Regions from separate parts of the Homo sapiens genome. Here all the other regions are linked to region 1. A link is a loop called in an ENCODE intact Hi-C map of the cell type or tissue named here. Cell type or tissue: natural killer cell. All regions are shown on one strand. Links, peaks and the distances in the headings refer to the core of each region. The heading gives the core; the rest is flanking DNA.

Region 1 (5,598 bases), core at 577-5,576:
ATGGTAATGACAATGGCAATTTATAAACTTGGGAGTAGGGGCTAACATGGAGTTAAGATGAGTTTGGAGGTGAGCTAAAGAAAGTGGTGGGCCAGATATGGGTGGGACATCCACATGGATATTGATGTTATCAAGAATGATGGCAAGAGATGGGGTGGGAAGCAAGATTAATCCAGGATCTTGAGAGTTTAGCTGCTAGCAGGAAGCAATGAAGGGGTCACTGAAGATTGAGGAGAGAACAGTTTAGCTGGATGGCATAAATGTTAAAGAGGGGAAGGAGTTTTCTGAGAAAAGAATGGTCTGGAAGCAGCATTGTCTAGAAGCACTAACCCTGAGGTTGGAGAGCTGTGAGATGCAAGAGCCTTGCCTTGCAAGGGCCGCATGGGAAGAGGCAATATCAGCAGAGCACAGGACCATTCAGCATAGAAGCAGAAGACTCGGGGGACTCTTGGTTCCAGGGGCACGGAGGGATGGCTTGGAAGGGTGAGGGATTGGATTAGATCAAGATGTACAGTAGGAGGAGATGAGAGGCCAGTGGTAATGGATGACAGAAGTGAACAGGGATGGGAGGCATGGTTGGACTGGTCCTGCTGGCTTCTGGGGGCAGTGGGAAATGTCTCTGGGTTCAAAGTACTTCCTGCAGGGGTTTGGCGACTCCCAGGCAGCTGGTTCCTCAGCTGCCCAGGGAAGAGCTGGCCCCGCAGCTCTTTGGAGTGCTGGCGTGGCTGGTTGGAGTATGGCTCTCAGCTCTCTGCAGTTGCAGAGAAAGGTGACCACCTTCCACACTGCCACACAGTGTACCTACCCACAGAACAGATCGGCAACAAGGATTTTTGCAGAGTGTGCCTTTTCACTTTGGGCAAATATTTTGCCAGGAGACTGACCATATACCTTTTTTTCCCTAAGTTTGCATGCGTTCTCTGTTCTCGATCGCCTCCAAGAGCCATGTTGGGACACTGGTTTGTTCTGTTCTGGGCTTCAATGTCAGTGCAACTTTAATATCTTCCCTAGATATATTGTATGCTGCTTATAGTCCTTTTTCATCTTCTTTGCTCACCAGTGCCTTCTTAAAAGGTGGTTTTGAAGCTGCCTCTTCAACCTCATGATCAGTAAGTTTGGAGGGGGACTCCTTTGTTGACTGGTAGTCTCTGAGTGAATTATCTAGCTTTCTTTTCCATGTATTTGTGACCTTACAGAGATTAGGGAACTTTGCAGGTGTTAATTCTTTGTGCCCTCTGAGTCAGAAGACTAAGAAATGGAAGTTCTTCCCCATGTTTCTCAATGAGTCGTCCTTCAATGCTCATGAATTTCATTATGTCACAACCTGCACCAGGGAGCAGTGAGGCATGATTGAATCCTTCCTCAATGAAACTTCACATTATAACATATGAGGTCATTTCAGAAAAGGTTGTGATGAGCTTAAACTGACTTATGAAGGCACACCCAGTGACCCCAAGGTTAGGGTCGGTACCAAGTTGAAAGAGTAATCGTGTTATCTTGATGTCAAGACCCTTGCTAGCTAGTCATGCTGCGGCTTCGTTGAAGTCACATGCTGGGTTGAGTTTGACAGAGGTTGTGGTGCCTCCTGGCTTGACAGCTGAGAGTAGAGCACTGAATCTTTTGTTTATCTGCTGCATCAGGTTACAGCTGGGTTTGCACACAGCATTATAGATAAGCGAGAAAGCAGCCTTCACAGCCTTGCACTTGGTGGTAACATTACCCATTTTTCCAGTCAGGTATGCACCATGGTGCTATTTTTATTTTGCCTTTCTCTCCAACAATTGATCTGTCCAGCCTGATGAAATCCTTCAGCTCCGGCACCAGATCAGATGTTGCAATCAGCATTGTGAAAGTGACTGATACAGCACCTGCTGTGGTCGGGGAGTTTGCTTTTGGAATGGACACAATGCTGTACAGCATGCTGCATACGCATCTTGAGCCGTGGGCAGAGCGATGACAGACTCGTCAGCTTCGTTGAGTTCTAGTGGCATGTTCAAGTGTTTCAATCACTATGTGCCTTATTGGCTTTGGTTACCAATTAGGGATGTAGAAGTAAAACTGTCCAACCATGTACATTTTACCACCCTCTTTTCCATTAACTGTCCTAGTCAATCAGAATCAAGACTGCACCTCCCTCTACTGCAGTCACATGATCATCTGAATGAAGTGTTCAGTCCTCCTCTCCTTCCGGAAGCTTAGGCAGACAGAAGATGAATTTAGGTGTGTTCCACCTCCCTTCCTCCAGAAAGAGAGAGGATTTTGAATTGTATCCATGATACATAACTGCTTTTGATACACTTGCTGAAAGATACATATCTTTGGTTTCTTTTTTTCCCCCTTTCCCTAAGTGGGTTATGGAAGTCTACTCTAGTTAACTAACTTTTCTTCACAAACTGGCTGGCTTATGCCCCCTGTTTGTACCCTGCAGTTCCTTAAATTCTTAGAGAAAATTCTGAAGGCCCAGAATTAGGAAAGCCAGTTAAAAGGCAGAAATAAAGTGAATGATAATTATAGCTTATCCTGTAAGCAGCAACCATGTGGCATAGTGTACTTGCAGACTACTCAGATAAAATGAGGTTAGAAGCAGCTCTCCTCCCAGAGGTGACAGCTCACAGGGTCACGGGTGAGGTCGTGGTTTCAGCACAGCAGAGGTGAAGTTACTTTGGCAGTTGCTGAGACACCACCAAGCCTTGGATAAATAAAAGACATCAGCTTGTAACCTTGCCAATCACTTAATCTTTACAAACACAAATATTTAATAGAAGGGCCATGAAAATGGATTTGAAGATGAAAAATAGACAGAATAATATCTCATTACTTCATGTGAAGTGAAAACTGGAACCTCTTAAGAACATGCTTGTTACTTTCCAACAAGAACATTGGCAATTTCCAGGACAGAAAGTTGGAGTCATGTGTATGTGTTACTAAATATTCTGTTGGAGATGAAAGTGGCTGTTGATCAAGCATGTATAGTATCTGGATTTCGGGAAGTTAACAAGACAGTGTAGTGAGGACTAGAAGCCACAGGCCCATCTGAAGCCACAAAAGAAAGTTGTGAGTGTGCTTTATGGTCTGCCCCTAAAAGCAAAGGAAACACAAACTATGTAACCTGGTCTACGTGGCAGAAAGAAAAGTGGCATTGAAGCTCCTACTAACATACATTAAAAGTAATTTTTTTAATGCTAAGGATTCTCTGTTTTGCATAGGATAAAATTCAAACTTCTAAACTTGGCCTACGGACCCCCTATGATTTTTAGCCTCTTCCTTGCAGTTTCTCCTGCCCCTCTGTGAACCAGGTCATCTTGGACCTGAGCCTGTACATGCACCCTCTCCCCCTGGGAGACTTCCTCACTCATCATTACCTGACTGACTTGTCAGGAAGAGACACCCTTTCTATCCACCTTGCCTACCACCAATCACTGACCTAGGTTCCCTTTCTATGAATGCCAGTAGTGCCCCATATTTACCTCATGGTAAATTTACATTATGGGTTTATCACTCTATTCTACTTTGATTTTCATGCATTTGTCTAGCCCAAGTAAACTGTAAACTCCTTGAAGATAGGAAACGGAGTCTTATTTGCTGTTATATAGTTCCTGCTATAGTGCTTAGCACATAACAGGCTCTATAAATATTTGTTAAGTGAATAAATAAATGAATGTTTTAAGGAACTATGGTGTAAAATATAATTTCTAAAACTTTAGGACTTTTAATCAAGTGCTGCTGCACTCACTATCTATGACTTTTGTTCAAAGGAGTATTTATAAACATTGAGCTGTTCTATCTCATGGCCCAAACTCATCATCAGCAAAGCAATACCCATTGTCTTAGTCTGCTTGGATTGCCATAACAAAATACTATAGACTGGGTGGCTTAAACAACAGAAATTCGTGTCCACAGTTCTGGAGGCTGGATGGCCAACAACAAGAAGTTAGCTGATTCAGTTTCTGGTGAGGGCCCTCTTCCTGGCTGGCAGGTGGCCACCATCTCCCTGTATCCTTACATGGCAGAGAGGAAGAGACAGAAGAGAAAGAAACTGTGTGGGTTCTCTGGCATCTCTTCTAAGGACACTAATCCTGTTGGATCAGGGTCCCACCCGTATGACTTCATTTAACCTTAATTACCTCCTGAAGGCTCTAACTCCAAATACTGTTACGTCCTGGGTTAGGGGGCTTCTGCATGATTTGGGGGAGGGGCACAGTTTAGTCCATGGCACCCTCATTTAGGGAAAGGAGCAGGGCTCATTGCCCAGGTCCCTAAATCTTTCTGCCTCTATCTTACCAAGGTTCTTGAAGGCCCATTTCCTCATACATGCATACAACAGCTTTTATTAGTATCTTACACTAAGAATACAACACATTTCTTCTAATAGCATCTCACTCCTTAGCTTAGGTGTCCATGCCAACTGGGGAAAAAATAGTCTAGGTTTATCAGTTTAGAACTTTCCTTTGGGCTCATCAAAAAGTCTTGTGCGATTTCTATGTTGTATTTGTAAAAGAAGGGGAAAAGGAGAGGGAAGGGAAAAAAATGTCTTTCTTAATTTTTCAGAATTTGCTCTTTTCGTTAAGATTCTTTGACAATTTCATTTCATGAGACTTGAATACAATATAGATTTTCAAGTACAGAGTCTATAAATCATGATCCTCATGTCAGTCATAAATTGGCTCAAAGGAGGAGTAGCATGCTGGGCCTCCATAATTCCCAGGAAATACCTAATATAATAGCATAAATCAAAATAACTTACAAAGCTGGTGATTTTGTGAGCTAAAATACTTTTCTCAGTAGCATAAGGGTAGAGGCCTCACTCTACTAGGATAAAATGCGTTTTCATTGTGGAATTCAGCAGACGTATGCTAAAGGAACAAGATTACCTTCTGTGGACTCTACATTTCCTCTTACTGGTGATGAGTTCTTTCAAAATAAAATGTAATGAAAATAACCACTAGTTTTGTTCATTTAATCTTTAGAAAACAATTTGAAGAAATGGCCTCTTATTTTAACTCGTCTTCTGTAAACGAATTTGCTAAACATATAACCAATGCCACATCAGAAGAACGACAGAAAATGCTAAGAGACTTTTATGCTTCTCAATATCCAGAGGTAAAAGAATTTTTTGTGGATTCTGTGTCACAATTCAACAATTCTTCCTTTGAGAAAGGAGAGCAGCGCACCCGGAAGAAATCTGATAAAAGAGAATCTCTTATAAAACCAAGGCTGTCAGATTCTGAAACCTTGTCATTTAAAGATTCTACCAACAAAATTTCTCAAGTTTGCAGCCTAAAAACATATAAAAGAAAATCAGTTAAGTTTCAGAATCATATTTCCTATAGAGAAGAGGTGTTTTTTAATGATGCAGAAACTAAGAAATCACCTGTTAGTTCTACTCAAGAGATTGACAGTGGGAAAAACAGCCAGGCATCCGAAGATACTGTGACATCCCGTTCTCTGAACAGTGAGTCTGAAACACGTGAGAGAAGGTTAGAAAATACCATGAAAGACCAACAGGACCTCACAAGAACGGGCATTTCAAGAAAAGAACCCCTTCTCAAATTGGAAAACAAAAAGATAGAAAATCCAGTGCTGGAAAATACTTCTGTG
Region 2 (5,671 bases), core at 432-5,431, 140 kb after region 1:
CCTCCACCAAAGGAGAATGCTTGGGTGAAGCGAAGTTCTAACCCTCCTGCTCGATCTCAGAGCTCAGACACAGAGCAGCAATCCCCTACAAGTGGTGAGGGAAAAGTAGCTCCAGCTCAACCATCTGAGGAAGGACCAGCAAGGAAAGATGAAAACAAAGTAGATGGGATGAATGTCCCAAAAGGCCAAACTGGGAACTCTAGCCGTGGTCCAGGAGATGGAGGGAACAAAGACCACTGGAAGGAGTCAGATAGGAAAGATGGCAAAAAGGATCAAGACTCCAGATCTGCACCTGAGCCAAAGAAACCTGAGGAAAATCCAGCTTCCAAGTTCAGTTCTGCAAGCAAGTATGCTGCTCTCTCTGTTGATGGTGAAGATGAAAATGAGGGAGAAGATTATGCCGAATAGACCTCTACATCCTGTGCTTTTCTCCTAGTTTCTCTCCACCCTGGAACATTCGAGAGCAAATCAAAACCTCTATCCAGACAAGACAAAATAAAATTCACCATCTCCTGAAAAAAAAAAAATTTCAGTAATACGGAGGAAAATAATCACTAGATTATACTATAATTCTAATATTTGATGAATTATTTGAATGGGTGCATTGATAATATTAACTTAAACAAACTTTAAGATCTACATTTAATTTTCAGTTCCTTAATTTCACATAGGCCATTAGTCTTTCAAGAAAATATTCTGCTTAGATCAAGCTTTTCCAACCCACAGCCAGCAGGTTGCATGTGGCCCAGGACGGCTTTGAAAGTGGTGCAACACAAATTCGTAAACTTTCTTAAAACATTATGAGATTTGTTTACGATTTTTTAAGCTCATCAGCTATCATTAGTGTTAGAGTATTTTATATGTGGCCCAAGACAATTCTCCTTCCAATGTGGCCCAAGGAAGACAAAAGATTGGACACCCCTGATTTAGATATTCTTATCTATAAATGGCAAGCAGCATATCATCTTTGTCACCTCAAAATTTCATAAGGAGGAAAATAAGTCCAAAATAATCGCAACAGATACCTGGAAAATTATGATTGATCCAGTTATAACAAAGGGTATAAAAGGATGAAGAGGTACTCAGGAAAAACGTGGCACCCACAATGTACATTTTCACTAGCCAAATTCAAAACAATAGAATTCACATGAATTCTTTCAAAACACATTTCAGTTCTGTGGAAACCAAATGTTTGAACAAAAAGCTTCTCAAAATGTTACCCACTGACAACTGTATTCAGTGGATGAAGACAAAGAACTTTTGTAATTTACTCAAGTGATCAGGTACAAAGTTCTTTCCAGAAACCATGTTATCGAAATGCTTTCTTCCTGCATGACATGCTGCTGCATGCACAAAGTTTAATGGTGTTATTAAATGTGCTGCTTTTGTATTCTTTCCATCAGTTTGACAGCCTGGTGGATTAATGGTGAGGCTGAGTGCGCTCATCTTTATTTTGCTGCCAAGAGGCTTTGGTTCTTCCCAGTAAAAGGAATCTTATTGGAGAAATATTTATGAAATGAAAAGTCCATCAAGTAAAGTGTTGGGCAATTGTCTCCAGCAATGGAACAAACATGGTGATGGCTACAAGTGACTTGGGAATCACAAGCGTCCTATGATTTGTTCACACTCTTCAGCTGTGTGTTGAGAAAGCAATAATGGCACAGAATTGCTGCCTGTAATCTCCAGCAAGTGGGCTGCTTTCATCATTCTTTTTTATCCAAAGATAAACTACATGACATAGAAAAGATTTTGGAACCGGCTTATCATGTAATTTTACAAAATGTTCCAATAAACTGGAACAGTAGCTATTCCGTGTTCAAAGGCTGCTTGAAGAACAAAAAAAGTCTTAAAATTGTACCATGTGGGAAGCAATGCCAATTTGGCATAAGATTGCTTGCAGAGAACGCAGCTCATTTGCTGGAATGTGCTGAAGAAGTGACCTACTCCATGGACTTTGGGAGGCAAGCACTTATTTTCTTCTTCAGCCTGCTTTAGACCCTCCTATTTTCCTAGCCGGAAAGGTGCTGGGATTAACTTGCTTGCAAGGAGCGCTGAGGAGCATGGACATTTAGAGACACAGTGTTAGCTTAAAAGCCTATTCCAGTGCTCCACTGTTAATTTTTAGATCCAACACTTGAGGACAATTTTTCCCTCAAATGCATGCAAATTATTGGAAATGAAGATGACTGAGGAAAGGCAGCAATCTGAAGACTGCTGCTGAAGCGTCCAGAAGGCTCCTCGAGCAGAGCACGCAGCTTCTGTTTCCGGGGCTGCTGCATTTCCTGCAACCCCATCTTCAAGTCCAGGTGGTAGGGAAAGGAGAACACTTGATGTTAGCAATTGCAATAGTCCCCCGTTATCTGCGGGAACAATCCAAGACCCCCTATGGATGCCTGAAACTGCAGATAGTATGGACCCTACATATACAACACAGGTTGTCAGACAGCACGGGTGGTTCACGTTCCCACTTGAAAACGTTTGAAGTGTGAAACCATTTGTTTCTCCCCAGTGGGACCCTTCCTGACGCCAGGACAGACTTGGCCTCTTGGGTTAGTGTCCCTGTGATACCGATCCTTCTGCAGGGATGTTTGTCTAGCCCTCACCAGACCCTTGCAGTAATACCTAGACTCTTTTAACGAAACCAGGACCAAGAATACAGTGTTCAAGGGGTGAGAACTCAGGTATACAGACGAACAACTGTACTACATTTTTCCTTGTACATAAATACCTATGAAAAAGCTTAACTTATGAATTAAGGCTAAGACACTAAGAGATTAACAACAATACCTAATAATAAAATAGAACAATGATAAAAGTATCTGTAATAAAAGTTATGTAAATGTGGTCTCTCTCTCTCTCCCAAAGTATCTTATTGTACTGTACTCACCGATTTTCAGACCACAGTTGACTGTGGGTAACTGAAACGGCTGAAAGCAAAACCACAGCTAGGGAGACTACTGTGTCTATGTTTAGAGCAGCGTTTCTCTACTGTGGTTGGCACTATTGACATTTTGGACTAGGTGGTTCTTTGTTGTAAGGGGCTGAGTGTCCTGTGCATCATAAAAAGCTAGCAGCACCCTTGACCTCAACCCAGTAGATGTTGGTCCCAACACTCCCCCAATTTCCAGACATTGCCTAATGTCACCTGGGGGGGCAGAATCACCCCTAGAACCACTGGCTTAAAGGAAGGAAAGCTGACTCACATGCTACATTTACTTCTTACACGGTAACCCACCGTGGCACCCGTCCCATTGATCTGCTTCAGGCACCAGCATCTTCTGCGGAATCTGGTGCTGACTAAGCTAGCTACCAAAGCATATTGTACGGCCCCACTGGTTTCTTGGAAATGGACTTTTGTTTCCACTGCAGATCTGAAAACAGTGACCACAGGAGCACCCTGCCCGGTGACGGTGCTGAGAGGTCACTGTTATCACACTATAAATATTAAGCTTTAAAATGTCACTGCTGGGTACAAACCTCTGGTCTGATAGAGGAAATAAGACCTGCTGTTTGATAGATCAGTAGGGTGACTACAGTCCACAATAATCTAGATACATTTCCATATAGCTAGAAGAGACTAATTCAAATGTTTCTGGCATCAAGGAAAAATACATATTTAAGGCATGGATATTCCAAGTACACTGATTCGATCTGTATGAATTACACAAATATATAAAATTACCACTTGTATCCCTAAAATATGCATGTCTTATGCATCAATTTAAAAACAAAAAATCAGATACAATTTTAACTACTAAAGTTCTTAAATGAAAACTGAAACATGATTTAAATTCTTAAATAAGGCCAGGTGCAGTGGCTCAAGGCTGTAATCCCTACCCTTTGGGAGGCCCAGGGTGGATCACTAGGTCAGGAGTTCGAGACCAGGCTGGCCAACATGGTGAAATCCCATTTCTACTAAAATACAAAAATTAGCTGGACATGGTGGTGCACGCCTGTAATCCCAGCTACTCTTGAGGCTGAGGCAGGAGACTCGCTTGAACCAGGGAGGCGGGGGCTGCAGTGAGCCAAGATCATGCCACTGCACTCCAGCCTAGGCAACAGGGCAACACTCTGTCTAAAAAAACAAAACAAAACAAAACAAAAAAATTCTTAAATGAAATTTCAGATGTATCCATGAAACCCAGAAGTTCTAAGCTGGCAATATTTGTCTTTGGTCAAATATCAGTTTACACACTTGTACATTCGACATTGGGTCACACTGTGTATTTTGAGCACACGTCTGAGAAGAATATTTATTCCCAAAGCATGGTCAGAGCACAGCAGGCACTCCAGTAGGGTGCTCAGTGGTATTTGCTGAACAAATGATTCCATCAGCCAATCCTATATTGCTGAGCATTTAAGTTGTTTGCAATCTTTGGTCTTATACAGTATCTTGCAATGAGCTTTCTTAATTAGAAAGCAACCCTATTTAATAATCCCCTTGAAAAATGTTTTAAGTGGTAGAATTATGGCATCAAAAGGTCTGAACGTTTTTGTGGTTTTTTATACCTATTATTGTGTCTTCCAGAAAATCCTAGTTATATAATCAGCAATGAATTAATGTTTTTCCCCACACTCTTGTCAGACCCTGGGTATTTTTTCAAAGGTCTCTGCCAATGTCATAGGGAAACACTGTATCTTCTTTTTATCATTTTGCATTTCTTTGGTTTGTGAATAAATAACAAAAATTGCACAGGGTCATAATGACCATTCATCACTAATTCTTCAGTTGAGCCCCTGGTGAAGTAATTGGGCTGCAGGTAAGAGGCACGAGGTATGAACCATACCGAACTTTAAAGTTTAGAGTGACACTTGGCACGGTGAGACCCTCACACTATAAGGGATGGGAACTGAGATTCTCAGGAGCTTTAAAGTTTAGAGCCACACCGCCGGGCGCGGTGGCTCATGCCTGTAATCCCAGCATTTTGGGAGGCCGAGGCAGGCAAATCACGAGATCAGGAGATCGAGACCATCCTGGCCAACATGGTGAAACTCCGTCTCTACTAAAATACGAAAAATTAGCCAGGCGTGGTGGCTTGCGCCTATAGTCCCAGCTACTCGCTTGAACCTGGAGGCGGAGGTTGCAGTGAGCCAAGATGGTGTCATTGCACTCCAGCCTGGTGACAGAGCAAGACTCTGTCTCAAAAACAAAACAAAACAAACAAAACTTTAGAATCACACTTGGCATGGTGAAACTCTCACACTATGAGGGGTGGGAATTGAGATTCTCAGGGGCTTTAAAGTTTAGAATAACACTTGGCATGGTGAGACTCTCACACTATGAGTGGGAGGGAACTGAGATTCTCAGGAGCTTTGAAGTTTAGAAGCACACCTGGAATGGTGAGACCCTCACACTATGAGGGGGTGGGAACCAAGATTCTTTGGGGAACAGCAGCTGCTCAGTCCCCACATACAAGTTTGTTGAGTGCAAGATGAATAAACACAGAGACTTTCAAGTTGCCTTGATTGAACGGGACAGGTAAACACGTGGGAACTGCCCACGTTTTTGACTTTGTCTCTTCCCTAGCTCTTCCCTTGCCCACTATGGAGAGTCAAATTTGCAAGCTGTGACCATACCCCTGATGTGACTGATCTGTGACACTCACAGAGCTGCCGCTGGGGGTCATGGATACCATGCTTCTCCATTTGTTCTTTGACACAGTCTTGCCGG
Region 3 (5,671 bases), core at 416-5,415, 280 kb before region 1:
AATGTTTGGGGGTTAGCTTTTCTATTAGATGAAAATAAATTTAATCTCTACCAGGTCAAATCCGTTTGCATTGTAATGAGCTGGAATCATTTCCATGATTCTCTGACAAGAATTACTTTATGTTGCTATTGGTTTTTTACCAGTTAACTTCTACCCCTACAGCACTGCCAATAGAAAGTCAAAAGTACACGCCCAGAAACATTGCACTAATAAAACATCCCATATCCCCCCTCCTTTAAAACACATTGTATACAGTGCATTAACTCTAAAAAGATCAGAGCACTTATTTATTGCCAAGGATTTTATGACCATATGATCATCCCAAGGATGTTTAGAAACTAGCATTCCGCCACCGTACTGAGATTGAAAAGAAGCGTTCACATATGACTATGAGCTAGAAATTAGCACCCAAACCAGGCTAACCTACAACCTATAATTAATTGTTCTCATGGCTCCAACAAGAAAGATCACTGCTCTTTGAACTACTGCTCTTTTATCTTTATTTCCACTACAAACCCAGACTTTAAGTTTCCAGCCACATAAAGCAAAGCCTTCTTCATACTGCCTTAAATTCTGTAGTAGTATAAATATAGCATTCAGTGACCTGCTTTCTTTATGACTAGCAACCTTTGTCAAACACTGGTGAGAGAGTGAGAAATAGAGTAAGTCTTGGGCTTGTGGCAGGAAGCGGTGTCTAAAGATGCCACTTCCTGGACAGGAGGATCAAAGCAAAAGTAAAGGGAAATAAAGATAAAAGAGCAGTAGTTCAAAGAGCAGTGAACGCTTCTTTCACTCTGGGCACCATCTGCCCAAAGGAAAGCCGAGTGAGGTACAACCAGAATCCGATATTAGGATGTCTCAACAGGAAACCCCAGACTGTGAGCAGAAGAACATAACAGCCAGAGTTCATAGGTGTATCAGACAGGGCTCAGAGAAGCAGACTCACTATGAATATTTTAGAACTAAACATTTAATATAGATATTAGACCTTGTGGGCAAAGATGGGGAAGGAAGCAAGCGCCTGAAAATGGGCGTTTAATATTTGGAGAAAAGTCATTAGGCAGCCCTGGTGCTGGTGACTGAGTCAGAGTTTGCAGGAAGTCTTGAATCGAAGCACATGGAGCATCTGCACTGAGAAGTTGACAAGGGGTTGATATCAGTCCAAAGGTCATTGGCTCTTTGAAGCTACTGCCTGTGTCAGGCCACAGCAGTGCCTCTGGTGGGGGGCTGGCATTACCATTGGGCAGCAGCGCTGCTGGTTGGAAGGACAGCTGGGTATGGAGTGGGAAGGGGTGAGGACACACTGGAACTCTCTAGCACTTCTGGCCCCACACTCAACAATGACCTTCAGGACATAGTGGCTGTGGTTTCTCTTCTGCCTCCTAAATATCATGCAGAGTCACTTTTGCCAACTCGAACCTAGAACCACATAGGTTGACAATGGAATAATCCAGCCCCCAGTGGGGCAAACCCAAAATCATTTGGTGGAAAAGGCATAAATGCCAGACAACATGGTGTTTTCAATAACCAAACGTTCCCCTGGAAAATGCTTATGGTAGATGGACTCCCTTTGAAGAGCACAGACCCCACCACTAAAGACACACTGCCAAGAGTCGTGAAGAGCCCAGCGGGGATGTATATGGAAGCTGTCTGTAACCTGCCCACTAATTGAAGGAATGGGTGTTATGTGTCCATCAACATGGGGTAGTAATTTGGACCACTTGAGCCAGCGCATTAATGGTCCGATGTGAATGATCACTGTGACCAATTCACCAGTTCTCTGCTTGATAAGGAAAGCATGGAAGACAATCAGGTCACCATTTTGTTGTTTTATTTTCAAGTTCCCACTTCTACATGAGTGCAAAGTTCTCCTTGTACCTTCTCTTCTTTTTTCCTCTAATTTATCCTTCCCCTTCTTTTATTCCTGCTTTTCCTCCTGCACATTGCTACATTTATCCATAGAGCACAAAATGGTGGATGGGTTGACGGATAAGACCAGAGTTGAAAAGAATGGGAATCAATTTTACGGTGCAGCATAACACAGCACGCAGAGAAACGGATGGAGGATCAGGGGGCTTGGGTGCTGCTCTAAGAATGACTGGGGGTGAGATACTGAGATATTTCACAGCCCTGAGGCTCCGTAGATCATATTTCCCCAGGAGTCCAAAAAAAGTGTGTGTGTTTTCTATGAGAGAATAACTCGAGGAATTTACAAGGCACCTGAATAAAAGTCCTGAGATGTCCTGCAGTAAAAAAACAAACTTTCCAACTTTGTTCAATCCAGTGTTTCTCAAACTAGTTTGACTCTGGAACCCTTATTTGTAACTTCTAGTAATATTCTACAGGTGAAACACACTTTGGGTAGTGTTCTAAATGATGTCTAGGGTAGTTCTTTCACCTCTACAATGCCCTGAATTTTTCCACTTTTCTTACAAAACTCAAACCCCAATATAAATTGAAAGTCCAGTTGAACCCTGAGCAGCCTGCAACAAGGAAACATCACTTTTTTTTTCTTTTTTTAGCTAAAGCTTTCTCAATGAGGGCTAGTCCGAGAGGAAGCACATGAGGTATACTTAGTAACATGAGTAATAGCCCATCTTGATATGTCTTCTATCAAGAGATCCCAAGTTACCTGGATCAGTGTTTTTCAGACACAGAGAATAATCTCACTCAGGAACATTGTCTTTGAGTTCCAACAGCAGCAATATGCAGAAAAACACTCCAGCTTGGATTGGACTACATAAGATTTTCTAAACCAGGATGGCCAACTAGGATCCTAATCTTCCAAGTGCTTGGACCTTGGATAGGTCAACCGGCTGAAGGTTGGACAGTTGTTGGTTTAGGTTGGAGACCAAAATTCAGTCATCCTGTAATATAGATCTTGTTCCTTTTGGGTTTACCACTAGGGGTCACTAAAGAGAGATGGGAGACAGTCTCAATCTTGTCTAAATAATTCCAAAATAGCCATGGGCTTTGGACAAAATACAAGGTTAGTGTCTCTCTAACTTTAATGGGCATATGAATAACCTGGTGGTTTTGTGGAGATTCTGATCCAGTAGGTCTTGGGCGAGGCCTCAGAGTCTACATTTCTATCAAGCTCCCACATGATGCTGCTGTTGGTGCAGGAGGTGAGGTGCTAGAGCTTTGGAAGGTCTCAAGATCAGTTCAGCTCCCTTGCAGGAATCCAGCCTGGGCCCCTATATCCTCAGATCCTCCACTTCTCCCCACCCCCCTTCTCTTTCCTCTTCCTGGTCTCATCCTCCTCCTCCTCCTCCTTTTTCTGCCAGCTCTACTCCGAGCTCTCAATCTTCTCAAAGGACACCTTTGCAACCATTTGTGTTTACAGCTTTTCCTCATGAGATCTAGCTTGGTAGCACTGATATTTATTGTTGAAATAAACACTAGAGAAACAGGGGCATTTCTTCTGAAGTGCTTCTCTCTTTTTGCATATATTGCATTTTGTGTAAGTAGATGAAGCTAGTTTTGAGTAATGGCAGTTCTGGCTGAGCTAGGCCAGAGTAGATGGGTGACATTTTGTCTTTGGTGGTGGAGGCTATTTGATTTTATTCTTCAACCCCAACTATAAAGTTATTTTAACCAATGAGAGATCTATTTCTATGCTTTCAGAGTTGAGGAAAAAAGACAATTGCCCACATAGAATCCAGAGACTTTCATTTTCCACACTTTGTTGTAAGTTACATGGAAGTGAAAGTAAGTGATAGAGTAATCCTTTTTGGTGTGAGAGATGTGAGAATGGACCTCTATCTCAATTATACGTATAAAGATTTTTATTGATTTTTTTTCTAATTATAGTTCAGAAAACTTGGAAGAGATAGAACATCATTTTTTAAAATTAGTCCCCAAATATCACTACCCAGAGAAAACTCACAGTTAACAATTTTTCGGTATGATGATGATCTTCCAGTCTTTTTTGTATTTATATGTGCATTTTCCTATAATTATGGAATACTGTTATATAACCTGATACATTCATTTAGCAATATAAACAATATCCCATTTCAGTATTTTTTACAAATAATTGTTAATGCTTTTGTGATAGTCTATCAGAAATACATTCCACAGTATACTTAGTCCCCTATTGTTGGATATTCAGGTTGTTACTAATTTTTCACATTACTAAAAAAAACTTTATGAACATTCTTACACACACATCTTTACCCATACCTTTCATTATTTGGGTTGGAAAATTTCCAAGATGTGGAACTGGTAAGCCGAAAGCTTTTGAAAGGCACTCATGAGGTTTGCCTGGGAAAACTGCACCACTGTGCGTCAGCAGCGGCAGCCTGCGACAGGACTCTATTAAGATAGGCACAGCACAGGTGCTTAAAACTGTGATTGGCGGTCAGATTGCCTGAGTTTGAGTCAACCCTGGAATATCGTTTAATCTCTCTGTCTCTGAAGAATTTCCCTATGATTGTGGAAAATGCTAGGTCCTACAACCATAAAGTTGTTTTATGCATCAAGTGACAGAATATATGTCAAGCCTGACACTGTAAACCTTGAGCAAACGTTAGCTGTTATTATTATTTTCCTGCATGCTCAGCCATCGTCCCAGGTCCTTACATGCCAATGATCCATAAATCCGCTTCTATATTTTTTGCCAGGGCCATCTGCTTAAGTCAAGGGGACTGGTAATGGACAGGATAACCTTCCCAAGAGTGGGCGTTAGAAGAGGGGGTACATGAAGGTGGCCTTCGGTCACCTAGGAAGGCTCCTTGCTGACCGTTTCCTGGACGTGGAGGTACAGAACGACCTGGGCCGAGTGAAAGCGACCAGCGAAGGTCACGCCGGCCCAGCAGCCTGGAGAATGAGACCCACCACCCACAAACCCACTGGTGGAGAGCGGGCGAGGTCCCCGTGTGCGGTGAAGGAGCAGGGCACCAAGGAAGGCGGGCAGCTGCCTCTTGTTTTCGGCCAAGGGAGACGTTGAGGTGTCCCTCAGGACAGGACTTCATTTGCGTGGGAGGGGAGAAGGGCGCTTCTGACTACTTTGCATTGGTGTGTGGGCTGGACACAGTGAGAAGGAAATTAAGCCTCCGCGGTGACAGTGTGTGTGATCGCGGAGGAGGAGGACGCCCGCAGGCTGGCCCGGGGCCCGCCCCGCCCCAAGCCAGCCCGGACCCTCCGGGAGCCGGAGAGGAGTCCCGAAGAGGACCCCGCGGGAGCCCGTAGGGCTGGAGACAGCTCACTGCCGGCCCCTCCACCGCCCGGGTCCCGCGGGCTGCAAGGAGGGGAGGAGCCGCTGCGGACGGCACAGTCCCCAGGGGCCTCCCTGGGGTCTCCACCTTCTCCGGACTCCGTGGGGGTGCGCGTGGGAGGCCCGCACCGCCCTTCCGCAGACCCCGGGGGAAAGAGGAGCCAGGTTCGGCCAGAGGCCAGAGGCAGCAAATGCCCCACAGGCCCGCTTGGAAATGCTGGGCGCCCAGGTGAGGGCTGAGGGGCAATGCGGTGTGTGGGAGGACATTCTGCTCTCTAGTCATCAGGACCATAATGCAGGAGCTGAGAAAGACGCCTCCCCATCACATAAGCTAGAGGTCGGAAATCTTTTTCTGTGAAGTACCAGAGAGGAAATATTTGCCTTTGAGGGCAATAGTGAGAGGTGAAGCCAGCTGGATTTCCTGGGTGGAGAGGGGACTTGGAGAACTTTTCT
Region 4 (5,671 bases), core at 402-5,401, 520 kb before region 1:
ATCCAGCAGATGTCTCCTCGCCCCTACACAACCCACTCCCTGATCCTTCAACTGCTTCTGATGTTTCTTCTCACCTAAAAAAATAAAACATGGTGTACAGTAACCTCTCAGTGAAAACACAGCATTGCAGGTGGAGACCGGAAGCTGCTGTTGTTTAGCCACTGATGCAGGTATCTGGTGATGCTATTGTGCTGCTTGGGTACCCTGAACACATTATTTTTTTCACTGCATTAATGGAATGTCGTGGTTTTTTTACTGGTAAGTACGTAGGTGTGAATTAGTTTAAGAAAATGATTGCTTATCGGCAGCATATAAATTTTAAGTCAGGAAGGATGGGAATGCCACACAACCAGATTGTCCACATGGGTGGCTGAGATAGTGACATCTTTGCTTTCAGACAGTTCAATATACACCAACATTGTTTCAGGCACACAATTATCTTAAAATATCGTATAAAATTCCCTTCAGGCTAGATGCATAAAGTAGTTGAAACATAAACAAATTTCATGTTTAGAGTTGGGTCCCATCCTCAAGCTTTCTCATCATGCTTATGTGTGAATATCACCCCCCCTTAAAAAAATCCAAAATCCCATACACTTCTGGTCCCAAACATTTTGTATAAGGGATACTCAACCTGTATTACGCTCACAGCTAGAATTTTAGAATGCGTGAAATATGACAATAATCCGTATTTTTATTTAAAGTACAACCATGTTGCATCAAAGACTTTTCTCAGCCAGTGAGGAGATGCATTTTTTTCAGTAGGGCTCCCTGGGTCACAGTGGACAGGCCTCATTTTCCTTCTGGTCCCCAGAGAGTCCTGTCTTAGAGGGGGCAGATGAAGGCACACAGAGAACATGCAGCCCTAAGCCTCTTTACCTGCAAATTCTGCCATCTTATTCTCCAGAAATCCAAGGCTTAAGCCAATTCTTTGAAAGGCAAAAGAAGCATCACTTCTGCAAATAAGTTTTTGATCAAGCTCTGCTGATCCTCTCATCCCCAAATCAAGCCAGGCTTAACTTTCCAAAGTGAAGAAAGGCTAGCTAGCTCAGGTGGGATGCCAGCTGACCCAGAGGCCCATACTTCTAGGCCAATATGATTCCAATCCACTGTAGACAAGAGATGTTTCCCTCATCACGCTTCCCTGCTGTGCCCCTCCTCAGCACAGCCTTCTGCACAGAGCTTAAGAAACTTCTGTGTCATTCACACAAAAACCTTTTAGCAAAAGCTTATTGTGATCCACATAAAGATGATCTGAGGGACCAACCGAAGTTATTTTCCACAAAATTCAAGTCCTGCCCATGCACCTCCGTATGTGAGGGACGCAGAGGGGCACCAGGGGCATGGCACACCAAGTGTGCTGAATGAATAAATGAATGCGCAGTCTCAATACAGAGCCTTGGGAACAGGCAGTCATCTGTATAAGTTATTAATTCCCCCCAAAGCCTCAAAAAGTCAATCAGTCAAAACAAATGACCCTTTCAGCCTGAAAAGTACCCACTCAGAGTCCAATTAGGAAAATAGGGTCTGTGTATATGCAAGCGTTGCATTTGCATTTGATTAATCCCATGAATTATCTAACAGCCTCTAGAGAGATTTTCTTTTTCTTTTAGTTGCTCAGGTCCTCCTTTCAATGTTGCATTTACTTACTGTGAGGCCGAAAAAGTACAAATCTCTAAGCGGGTGTAACTGCAAAATTATTAGCACTGCCTCTTTTTTATAATCGAAAAACAAAAAAAAAAGAAAATTCAGTAATGTGAGCAATTGGCTGAAAATTCACGGGCTGTGAATTTTAGTCCTCTCCCACCCATCTCTTTTATTCAGGAGGAGCCAACCGCTGTCCAAGTTTCTGGGCCGTTTTTTTCCTTATGAGATTGTGCCCCTGCGTGTTGCCATGGGAAAAACGCTACAATCAGCCCAAAGAGAATGTGCCTTCATGAAGTGAGCCCAGTGAGAGGTCAACCACCAAAGCATAACGAGAAAAGGACACCCCCACCTGCCCACGGAACCGCACGGGACCGCACGGGGCATGTGGCAGGCTGGGCGCAGGTAGTGCGCAGGCGCTCGCGCGGGGTTCTGCAACGCGCATGCGCCGGAAGCAAGCTTCCCCGCCCCCACCAGCTGCTGGCAGTGCCATCTGTTATCAGCCTTGCCCAGGCTGCTCCCTCTGAATGGCTTTCCCTGACGCAGACCTGCTCGCCCTGTCAGATGCAATCAGGTCAGCCCGGCACTCTGCCCACGCTGGACCTGCTGCCTGTCGCAGCTCCCACCAGCTCCCAAGGAGCCACGAGTTCCCGAGACGACGCTGCATCTGCCAGGAGGCCCCTTCTTCATTGGTTACTTGCCACACTGGCAAATGAGGGCTGTGCACCGCGCCACCTGAGACAGGCCCAAGAACGTTGCTGACTTCCTGCAGAGCACAGGCGGAAATGTCTTCCATCCGGAACAGCGTACTTTCCAAGCTGGGAACTGTCCCAGGTTCTACCACAACCTCAGGTGCAACCAGGCCGCTCAAGCGCAACAGGCAGGCAGATGCACACCCAGGTCCCGTCGCTCTGCAGGAAGTGGGCGGGCCCAGAGGTGTGATGACGAGCGCGCGCTGGCTCAGAGGCCACACTCCAGCAGCAGCAGGCAGCAGAACCCAGGAACCAACACAGCGTGTTTTCATCAAGCTTAGTTGAAACCTCCTGAAGTCTTCATTAAAAAAATAGAAACAGAAAGAAACCCAACAACAACAACAAAACCCAAGTGCTTCCACGGCAGGCTCTCCATCACAGCACTCAAGGCATTGCATAACATTAACCCCAGTTTCCTTCTCTCAGCTTCTGTGGGGCTGACATCACCTCTCAGCTCTGAACAGTCTTCTTGCCATTATCCAGCCTGGGCCTCTCTTCATTGGCCTCCCACTTGAGCCGACATGGGGGAGAAGACAATGCGAGTCTCCACCTTCGCACGCAGGCTCCCTGGCCTCCGGTGAATACCACGCTGGCCTCATTTATCTCCTGCACTGTTCCTTCCCTCTGCATCTGTGCAGGGAGACTCACGTCACTGGGGGCCACTTTCATGATTTTGTTGCCATCAGGATTAGCTGGATTAGGGGCCAGTACATAAGGACCCCCTGGTGCCGTGAGGAAGTTTCATCACCGGGTCAGCATGGTGTGAACTATATTCTGTCAACACCACCACTTCTTATAGCCACCAACCAAAAAACGGAAGGGTGGAGGTGGGGGCGTGGCAGAGAAAATACCTCAAGTGCAAAATGTATAAACTCATCATAGCAATAAATTCCCGCATCATGCATTTCAAAGTATGTGAGCCATTCAAGACTATCCTTTCAAACAAGAAACCCATGTGATTCTTTTTTTTTTTTTAAATCTATAAAGAATTTGGTGGGTCTGACAGTGGAGGTAGGGGGAGTAAGTATAGGTAGGCGAGTAAGTATAGCTACCCAGAGGAAGAACAAAAAGCCCACAAAAGCTTTTTTTAGCCCCTTTCTAAAGCTAGTCAAGCAGTTTGGGAAGAGTTGCACTGCTGAAACCTTATATTTTGTTCAAGGCTAACACCTCCAGAACGGTTAGTTCCTCCTCTTCTAAAGGACCAATGCTATCCCATCCAGCAAGGATATCCCCCCATCTAATGTGAAATAAGACAATGTGGGCAGGAGAGTGGTGGAGGGAATGGTGTGGGGGGTAAAAGGATGGGTGGGAAGAAAAACAAAACAGAACTTTTAACTCCTTTTAAAACTTCAATGACTGAATTTTTTCCTCCCAGGGAATCATTTACCTACCTCCATCCCGGCCCCACTCATCTGGACCCTGCATGAAGTACACACACGATTTCTACAGAAAGTAATGGGATTTCTGCAAGTGTGTGTGAGTGTGTGTGTTTTATAGAGCAGTCCCTCTTGCACAGAACTGGGCTGTCCCATCAAAGCCGTATCTGTTATATTTCTGTCTTTCTCTTCTGTTTGGCGTATTCACCAACAAGAGAAAAGGAGGTAAGCTTTGGCGGCCCTGACCTGCAGCTGGAACACAATACTTTCGCACAGCCCTGCCGACCCCTGACATAAATTTTACACCGCAGCTGGCATTTACACACTCAGCATTACCATATGTATAGCTGCTCGGTGCTAATTATGCTAATCACCTGTCTAACTCGCTGCTGCGAAAAATGGTTGCATTTAGCAGTCCAGCGCCTCCCAATGCAGCTTACTGTGTGGCTGAAATGTACATTCAGACGGCCCTGAATGGCAAGATTTTTCCACGTTGCTGGCTACATTCAGGCCTCAGAAAAATTTATTCAAGTCAACTGGTTTCGGTCCGCAACAAAAAAGTTACGAGAAAAAAGTGAGTGTGTTCTTGCCCTAACATTCTGGATCTGCTTGCAAGCAAAATGATAAATCAATTGGTGTGGGAAACAAAAAGGGAGAGAGATTTCTTTTGGGAGCCATGTGAAACTGTAGCCTATTAAAAAAAAAAAAGAAAAAAAAAAGGGTCATCCTAGTCCCCAAATCTCTAGAAAGAGCAGTTAATAGATATTTAGCCCTAATCCCAATTCTCTCAAATTGCAAGCTTTGTTTGCAATTAAGCAAGGTATTAAACATGTGCAATTTTTTTTTCTGGATCATGTGTAGACCAAAATGATGGTATCATATTTATCATTTTTTACTTATTACAACAATGTGTAAATCTCATGAGGAAAATAAAGTAAGAAGAAAGAATTTCTTAGGCAGCTAGGAAAAATTCTTTTGTTATTTTCTCTTAGAAAGCCTCTATTTAAAAAGAGGCTGTGTGATGTTTGAGTCTATTTTGTGAAGGTTGCTGGTTTCCCAGTAAAGGAGCAGAGGAAATCAGGGAGTGGGGGTGGGAATGTGGAAGAATTCACAAAAGGAAAAAAAACAGCGGTGGGAGGAGAAAGAGGGAGTCAAGAAGCCTACATTTTCCTTCATCTCAAAATTCCTGTTTTTATCATCACTATTTCTTAAAGCCGTTTTCTCAGATCACTCTGTAGAATAAATTTCTTAATCAGGAGAATATTGGCGCAGGTATTTCAACAATTCCGCAAATTCAAACTGAAATCCTATTTCTTCCTAACTCACAAAACATGTTCGTATTAATTTTTAAAAACCCTGAGTGTAGTCACTCTCAGGGCTGCTTCATGTTAGGCTATCTGGAAGGATAGGTAATATTTGGGTACTCCAATTTCCTGTCATTGCTGGCAGCATCGTACGACACGTTATACCGGAGGGTGGCCCAAAGTGCCAGTGACTTTCTCAGCTCCGAACAATCATCATTAGCAGACTTCTTACTTCAGAAATGCAGAAAGCAGGAGAAAACTGGAAAGCCATTTACTTCAGAACATATCGTGGGCTACATCCCTCAGTGCCACAGAACACCAGACTGGCTTTGCAACCCATCAGCTTTTCCAGGCTTGGAAGGTGCACCCACCCGGGAGGGCTTCCTCTCACGGAGGAGGTCATCTTGGAGGCTCGGGCTCTCTCCGCCTCGCTTCCACTCACCTTTCCATTTAACCACCAGCAAATGAATAACAGGATGCTCATGCAACTTAAAGATGCTGCTGTGACAAGAGCGCTCTTCCTGTCTCTCCCCACCCTCCATTCTGTCCCACATTTTATAAACTTATCTGACCCAATGAAGCAACACTATCCAAG

What was found. Peaks named below come from ENCODE experiments on the same cell type or tissue, not always from the same donor. Only the 100,000 strongest peaks of a DNase experiment are listed, where the experiment ranks them.
Region 2: it touches region 1 in a loop (8-fold over the local background); 2 of 110 quality-filtered maps call a loop at or near these places.
Region 3: a loop joins it to region 1, with 4 times the contacts of the local background. A loop is called at or near these places in 5 of 110 quality-filtered maps.
Region 4: a loop joins it to region 1, with 6 times the contacts of the local background. A loop is called at or near these places in 4 of 110 quality-filtered maps.

Annotation. Positions count from the first base shown.
Region 1 is chr9:96,007,258-96,012,855 of GRCh38, forward strand. ERCC6L2 (ERCC excision repair 6 like 2) reads left to right here. Exons shown (of 19, transcript NM_020207.7): 19 at 4,968-5,598. Among named protein-coding and RNA genes, the nearest start is that of LINC00092, 12 kb to the right of the region's middle. In natural killer cell, for the core only: no CTCF peak of the experiment used is centred there; DNase peaks (open chromatin) are centred at 2,634 and 2,984; H3K27ac peaks cover 3,550 bases.
Region 2 is chr9:96,147,449-96,153,119 of GRCh38, forward strand. It overlaps the pseudogene EIF4BP3. Among named protein-coding and RNA genes, the nearest start is that of HSD17B3-AS1, 96 kb to the right of the region's middle. In natural killer cell, for the core only: no CTCF peak of the experiment used is centred there; DNase peaks (open chromatin) are centred at 2,273 and 2,943; H3K27me3 peaks cover 2,358 bases.
Region 3 is chr9:95,724,050-95,729,720 of GRCh38, forward strand. No RefSeq gene overlaps it. Among named protein-coding and RNA genes, the nearest start is that of ERCC6L2, 150 kb to the right of the region's middle. RefSeq lists an enhancer at 436-535. In natural killer cell, for the core only: a CTCF peak has its summit at 2,921 (motif pointing right); DNase peaks (open chromatin) are centred at 742 and 2,902; H3K27ac peaks cover 1,367 bases.
Region 4 is chr9:95,492,070-95,497,740 of GRCh38, forward strand. All of the region lies in intron 2 of PTCH1 (patched 1), which reads right to left. Among named protein-coding and RNA genes, the nearest start is that of PTCH1, 14 kb to the right of the region's middle. RefSeq lists enhancers at 1,610-2,351, 2,278-2,367, 2,352-3,091, 2,428-2,477, 2,528-2,747 and 1 more. In natural killer cell, for the core only: no CTCF peak of the experiment used is centred there; DNase peaks (open chromatin) are centred at 2,572 and 3,202; H3K4me3 peaks cover 1,153 bases; H3K27ac peaks cover 3,123 bases.